Linked DNA regions of Homo sapiens: region 2 is linked to region 1. The links are chromatin contacts, found by Hi-C or POLR2A ChIA-PET in ENCODE. All regions are on one chromosome and are shown on one strand. The core of a region is the stretch at or near the end of the contact, and the rest is flanking DNA. Distances in the headings are between cores, read along the strand shown. Region 1 overlaps TEAD4 (TEA domain transcription factor 4). Region 2 overlaps TEAD4 (TEA domain transcription factor 4).

The links. Hi-C counts contacts between places; a loop is a spot of excess contacts on that map. ChIA-PET counts read pairs that join two places held with the same protein, here RNA polymerase II (POLR2A). Pooled maps may share reads with other maps.
Region 2: a map of psoas muscle shows a loop between it and region 1 (2.9-fold over the local background). The contact joins two enhancer-like sites. A Hi-C loop is called at or near these places in 28 of 168 maps with a recorded cell type or tissue (Caco-2, HepG2, aorta and 12 more), 1 of 37 single-sample maps with no recorded cell type and 20 of 50 pooled maps. POLR2A ChIA-PET finds 5 or more read pairs at or near these places in 5 of 52 experiments (AG04449, H1, OCI-LY7 and 2 more).

What each region holds. Positions count from the first base shown.
Region 1 is chr12:2,973,188-2,976,514 of GRCh38, forward strand. All of the region lies in intron 2 of TEAD4 (TEA domain transcription factor 4), which reads left to right. Among named protein-coding and RNA genes, the nearest start is that of TEAD4, 15 kb to the left of the region's middle. Within about 2 kb of position 1,509, at least 3 of the 41 ENCODE cell types and tissues checked have a DNase peak (open chromatin) inside an H3K27ac peak, as active enhancers do; they include gastrocnemius medialis and psoas muscle, where a contact is called at or near this core.
Region 2 is chr12:3,032,793-3,035,965 of GRCh38, forward strand. All of the region lies in intron 10 of TEAD4 (TEA domain transcription factor 4), which reads left to right. Among named protein-coding and RNA genes, the nearest start is that of TSPAN9, 43 kb to the right of the region's middle. Within about 2 kb of position 1,504, at least 4 of the 41 ENCODE cell types and tissues checked have a DNase peak (open chromatin) inside an H3K27ac peak, as active enhancers do; they include gastrocnemius medialis and psoas muscle, where a contact is called at or near this core.

The DNA of each region.
Region 1 (3,327 bases), core at 259-2,758:
CAGCCTCTTGAGTAGTGGAGACCACAGGCACACGCCACCACGCCCGGCTCATTTTTGTACTTTTTGTAGAGATGAGGTTTCGCCATGTTGCCTAGGCTGGTCTTGAACTCCTGGCTCAAGCAGTCCACCCGCCTCGCCTCCCACAGTTGTGGGTGTGTGCCACCATGCCCAGCTGTTGTTCTGAGAGTTCTTTCATATTCTGGATACAGGTTCTTTGTCAGGACAGTCAGATATGTGATTTACAGATGTTTGGAGGAAATTAGTTTATGGAGAAAATCTTCACAAGATGATGGGAGTGAGGAACTCTGAAAGTGAGGTGAGAGTTTGGTGTCCTGAGCTGTGGCCTTTCTCACAGTGCAAGATGGGACCAGGAATGAGGAGTGGGGTACACCTAGAGAATGACATGAAAAAGAGGAGTCACGGGGCCTTCCAAGAAGCTCTGTTCCTGGCGTAGAGCATGGTTCAGAATGAGAGGCACAGGTGGGAATTTTGGTTTGCCGGGCATCCTTCCTGCCTGGCGGGCTGCACCTGGTCTGCAGCTAATGGCCTGCTGGGTCAGGCCGGGCTGGCCCCATCCAGAAAAACAAATGTTCATGTCCAGCCTGCATTTCAACCACTTCCATGGCCTTGTTTCCAAACCGGATGATCGTGCCTTCTGGAATGGGAGGCGCGGTAACTGGCAGGCCTGCAGGAGTAAGGTGCTGGGTGTGTGGCTGGTGCAAGACAGAATCAGTGGGGGTGAGTTTTCTGGGTCAGGGTGGGTCCTCTGGGATGGTAACCTCAGCCTAGGGTCTGAGTGAAGGCTTCCAGCTATTGTTTTTTCTTTTTTCTTTTTTCTGAGACGGAGTCTCACTCTGTCGCCCAGACCGGAGTGTAGTGTCACGATCTTGGCTCACTGCAGCCTCTGTCTCCCAGGTTTTCAAGGTGCCTTAGCCTCCCGAGTAGCTGGAATTACAGGCTTGAGCCACCACGCCTGGCTAATTTTTGTATTTTTAGTAGAGATGGGAGTCTCGCCATGTTGGCCAGGTTGGTCTCGAACTGTTGACCTCAGGTGATCCACCTGCCTCGGCCTCCCAAAGTGCTGGGATTACAGGCGTAAGCCACCGTGCCCGGCCAGCTTTGAGCTGTTAACAGAATGTCTGAAACATCATAATCTTCCTTCCTATCCCTGACCAGGCAGGGTGGCTCTGGGACAGAAGACTTACATGAAAAATGACCAAGGCCAGGATGGATGCCGCCTCCCACCTCTTGTCCAAGCTCATTCTAACCCCGCCTGCTCCTATGTCCTCAGAGCCATGGCCCAGTCCAGAGGCTCGAGTCTTCATTCTTCCCCCTGGGGGTGCAGATGCTTTTCCAGAGGTGCTTAGGGCGTAGGGCTGGAGAGTAGGGCAGAGCTGGAGTCCTACTTTCCCGGAGCTCCTAGTGCCCCACTGCCTCCAGGATGTCCTGTGGCTCCCTGAGGCTCTGGGTCCTGGAAGGCATTCCCCGGTGTGGAGACTCCCTCTTCTGCCTGGCTCCTCCTTCTCCCAGGGCAGGGCGTGCACCGAGGCCCCACCCCAGATGCCCGTGCTGCTTGGACACCTGGTTTGGGCTGACCCTCGGGTTCTGACAGGGTGGGATCCTCCTGCCTGACTTTGAGAGCAGCTGATTGAGGGCAAACCCACCCCCGAGGCTGAGGAAACAAGTGTGCTGGCTTTGACGGAATTCCAGGGCAAGTGCTTCTGTTAGTCACTCCCGGGCTAAATCTATTAATATTTTCAGATCTGCATTTTCCTAGGACACGCCTCCTTAAAGTGAAGCCAATTGGTTTGGTTGAGTACTTTTGCCTCTCAAGTACTGTATTTTCATAATTTTTGCTTTTTGCTTTATTTCACTTTTAAAATTTTGTATTTATTTATTTTTTAGTATCCCTGTCATGGCAACTTTTGCTTTATTCTAGAACCCTGAAGAAAGGCCCCGAGGAGAAAAAGTCTCTCAACCCTTAAAACAAACAAACAAAAAAAGACTATAATTTTGAGTAGTTTGGGGTTTATAGAAAACTTGAGCAGAAAGTAGACTTCCCGTAGATACATTCTTGCCCCGCCCCCAGTCAGTTTCTCCTAGTCTTAACATCTTGCATTTGTTGCAATTGATGTACATTTGTTGCAATTAATGAGTCAATATCGGCACATTATTATTATTATTATTATTATTATTATTATTATTATTATTATTACTAGAGATGGAGTCTTGCTCTTGTTGCCCAGGCTGGGGTGCAATGGTGTGATCTCGGCTCATGGCAACCTCTGCCTCCCAGATTCAAGCAATTTTCCTGCCTCAGCCTCTCAAGTAGCTGGGATTACAGGCATGCGCCACCACACCCAGCTAATTTTGTATTTTTAGTAGAGACAGGGTTTCCCCATGTTGGTCAGGCTGGTCTTGAACTCCTGACCTCAGGTGATCTGCCCACCTCGGCCTCCCAAAGTGCTGGGATTACAGGCATGAGCCACCGTGCCCAGCCAGCACATTATTAGAGTCCATAGTTCACATTAGGGTCCCTTCTTGGTGTTGTCCACTCTGGGTTTTGGCACATGGGTAATAATGTGTACCCACCATTACAGTATCATGCAGAATAGCATCACCGTTCCCCAAATCCTCCAGGTTCCGTTTATTCATCCCTCCTTCCCACTTCTGGCAACCATTGATCTTTTGACTGTCCCTGTAGTTTTGCCTTTTCTAGAATGTCATATGGTTGGAATCATACACTATGTGGCCTTTTCAGATTGGCGTCTCTCACTAAGTAATACGCATTTGAGTTTCCTCCATGTCTTTTCATAGCTCATTTTTTTTTTTTTTTGAGACAAAGTCTTGCTCTGTCACCCAGGCTGGAGTGCAGTGGCATGATCTTGGCTCACTGCAACTTCTGCCTCCTGGGTTCAAGTGATTCTCCTGCCTCAGCCTCCCGAGTAGCTGGGACTACAGGCACGTGCCACCATGCCCGGCTAATTTTTATATTTTTAGTAGACACACCATTTTGTGTTCCACCAAGACGCCGGGCTGGTCTTGAATTCCTGACCTCAGATGATCTGCCCACCTCGGCCTCCCAAAGTGCTGGGATTACAGGCGTGAACCTCCACACCTGGCCATCTCATTTCTTTTTTTTTTTTTCTGAATAGTATTACACCCTGCCCCCTCCCAACCTTTTGTTTTTGCAAATGGAGGCACTGAGGCCCAGAGAGGGGAAGTGACTGGCTCAAGAGGCACCACGAACCTGTGGCAAAGCTGCGCTTGGAGGCTAATTTGCCTTCCTCTGGGTACCTGTTTCCAGGGGCCTCTGGGCCGGGCGCT
Region 2 (3,173 bases), core at 254-2,753, 60 kb after region 1:
CCTCCGCATGTGTGGGGCGGGCAGAGGCACCAGAGGAAGACACATATGTGACGGGGAAAGGTACATATTCGTGTTTGCTGACAATGAGACTTTGCGTCAATCGTGGGTCCTCACAGGCTGCCCCGGCTCCCCCCGCATCGGGAAGCTCCTGTCTTCTGCTCCCTGGCCTGGTCCCGCCTTCCCCCTCCATCAGCTGGTGTGAACTTGGCCACACACAGTTAGGAAGGAAAACTGCTCAGGCAAGGAAACGGTGTCGCCTCTCCCGGAGCCTTTCTTTTCCTGCCTGGCTGTTTTCTCAGTCCTGGCTCCCAGGCCCTGAATGTGTGTGCTGGAGAGGCAATCAGAACCCCCTTGGAGTGGGAGGAGGACTTGTCCGTCTCCAGTCCAGCCTCCCTGCCTGTCCCCTGAGTTACTGCTCTTACTGAGGGCGCTGTGGTGGTCATTCATAGACTCTCGGACTGCTGGGACACATTTCCAGCTAGAAGTGGCATCTGCCAGCCTGAAGGGCTGAGGCTGCTAGGGCTGTGCACAGCCTCAGCCCTATCTGCTGAGCGCCACGGGGCCTGGAGCGAGGGACTGATGCGATGAAGCTCCCTTCCTCCCCCAGAGCCCCGCAAGTCCAGCAGAGGCCACCTGTCTCTGGGGCCGGTGAGAGGGGGCCTTTGGTGGCCATTAACGCCGCTCTGCACATTGGAAATGCCAGGCAGAGCCGGGCTGCACCGTGGAGGCAGCAGAGTACCCCAGGCCTTCCTCCCATCTCAGCCTGCTCTTCCCTTTCAGTCCCTGACATTTCTCCCAGGCACATACCAGCACATGACAATGAATCTGAGCCCCTCCAGGCCCCCACACCCGGGCTGCGGCTGTCTCTGCTCATCTGTCAGTCACCCGATCCCCCACACCTGTTCCAGGCACAGCTGCCCACCCGCACGCACAGCTATGAATAGGGCGGAGGGAGGGTTGCAAGGGGGCACTCACAGGGCAGGGGACCGGGGCAGCTCTCATTTTTTCTTAGGCCAAGAAGCGTAGCTTGTTTTGGGTGGTTGCTCAGTGTGGGGGGATATGAGGGTGGACAGGAAATGTCAGGAAGGAGTATAGCTGCAGGAGAAGGGGTGAGGCTGTAATTAGAAGGATCCAGGCACTGAGGACGAGTCGAGGTGCTCTGGGGCGGTTCGTCCGTGTCGCCGGCTGGTGTGTTCCGGGTTTATGCAGTGTGAACATGAGTTCTGGGGCTGATTGTGGGATCTCTCTTTCTCCCCCTGACCCATTGCTCAACCCTAGCACTTGCATTCTATTTGTTCTCCCGATTATAAATTCCCTGAGAGCAGAAACAATGTCTCAACCTCTCTGGGCCCCCCTGCCTCTAGCACTGCTGGCCTGGGCTGGACAAATGGGCACCTGAGCGATGGGAAGAGCCAGGGAGTGGGAGCTGATGACAGAAGAGTGTATCTGAGATGGGGGTGGAGCTGGGGCGCAGAACTCTCAGGGTGAGCAGGACAGGGTAGGTTCCTGCTTGCGCCTGAGGGACCTTGCTCTTCCCACTGGTGCCACCCGGAGGTGAGAGGGTGAACAGCCGCCTGCAACCTTGATTGAAGGCCCACCCTACTAAGGCCCTGGGAGAGCTTAGTTCTTGCCTCCAGGGAGCATCGTATCTGGAAGGGGGCAAGGACATCTGGACAGATTATGACAAGCAGGGTAATAGAGGGGGATCTGCCAATTGCTCCTGGGGGCTGGGGGCAGCCGCTGCCTCTGTGTGTCTGGAAGAGCTGGGAGGTGTGGATGCCAGTCCTTCCCAGCTTGGCACACTGGATTCTTCTAAGATGGCACGTGAATATGCATTTTTTTAAATAGTTAAGTAGTTGCCCAGGCTCAGTGGCTCATTCTTGTAATCCCCCCACTTTGGGAAGCTGAGGCAGGAGGATCACTTGAGCCCAGGAGTTCGAGACCAGCCTGGGCAACATGGCGAAGCCCTATCCCTGTGTTTTAAAATAACTTTATTTGAAAATATGGAAAATAGTTATAGGCCAGACGCGGTGGCTCACGCCTATAATCCCAACACTTTGGGAGGCCGAGGCAGGTGGATCACTTGAGGCCAGGAGTTCGTGACCAGCCTGGCCGATATGGTGAAACCCCACCTCTACTAAAAAAAAAAAATACAAAAACTAGCCGAGCGTGGTGGTGGGCACCTGTAATCTCAGCTACTCAGGAGGCTGAGGCAGAAGAATCACTTGAACCCGGCAGGCGAAGGTTGCAGTGAGCTGAGATTGCACCACCACACTCCAGCCCAGGCGACAGAGCGAGATTCCGTCTCAAAAAATAAAATTAAAAAAATAGTTATATAGTTATTTTCATATATATTAGAAAGAATAGAATCCTTGATTTCATGGATTTATTGCTTAGAATGGAATTAAGGAATAAAAGTGAGTTGATTTCAAAGAATCAGGATGTGTCGTAGATGGCACATGAATGTGGCATTGATCAGAGGGACCATGCGCGGTTAAAATCTGAGGGTCACCACCATTGATGCCTGGCCTCACCTCTTGGTGTTCCCCACCATGTCCAGTGCATCCTTCCCAGGCAGCTGGGCTTCCTGCCAGCGGCATTTCAGGCATTGTTCACATTTTTGCCCTGTGCTTCCAGCTACAGAATATGTCCTGAGCACACAAACTGTCCCCCAGGCCCTTTTTAGGAACAGTCTGACAAAGTCAGTCTCCTAGGAGGAGCAGGTGACTTCGAGAAAATAGGAGACAGGCCAGGTGCAGTGGTTCACACCTGCAATCCCAACACTTTGGGAGGCCAAGGTGAGAGGATCACTTGAGGTCAAGAGTTTGAGACCAGCCTAGGAAACAGCGAGACCCTGCCTCTACAAAAAATTTAAAAATTAGCCAGGTGTGGTGGCACATGCCTATAATCCTGGCTACTCAGGAGGCTGAGGTGGGAAGACTGCTTGAATCCAGGAGTTCGAGGCTGCAGTGAGCCGTGATCATACCACTGTACTCCAGCCTGAGTGACAGAACAAGATTCTGTCTTTAACAAAAAAAAAAAAAAAGAAGAAGAAGAAGAAAACAGGAGCCCGAAAGCCTGGGTTCTGGTCCCATTCACCTTATATTTGCCTGTAAGACCTTCGGCCAGTCACAGCCACAGTTAAATCTAGTCCGGCAGAGGCCTCAGCCACC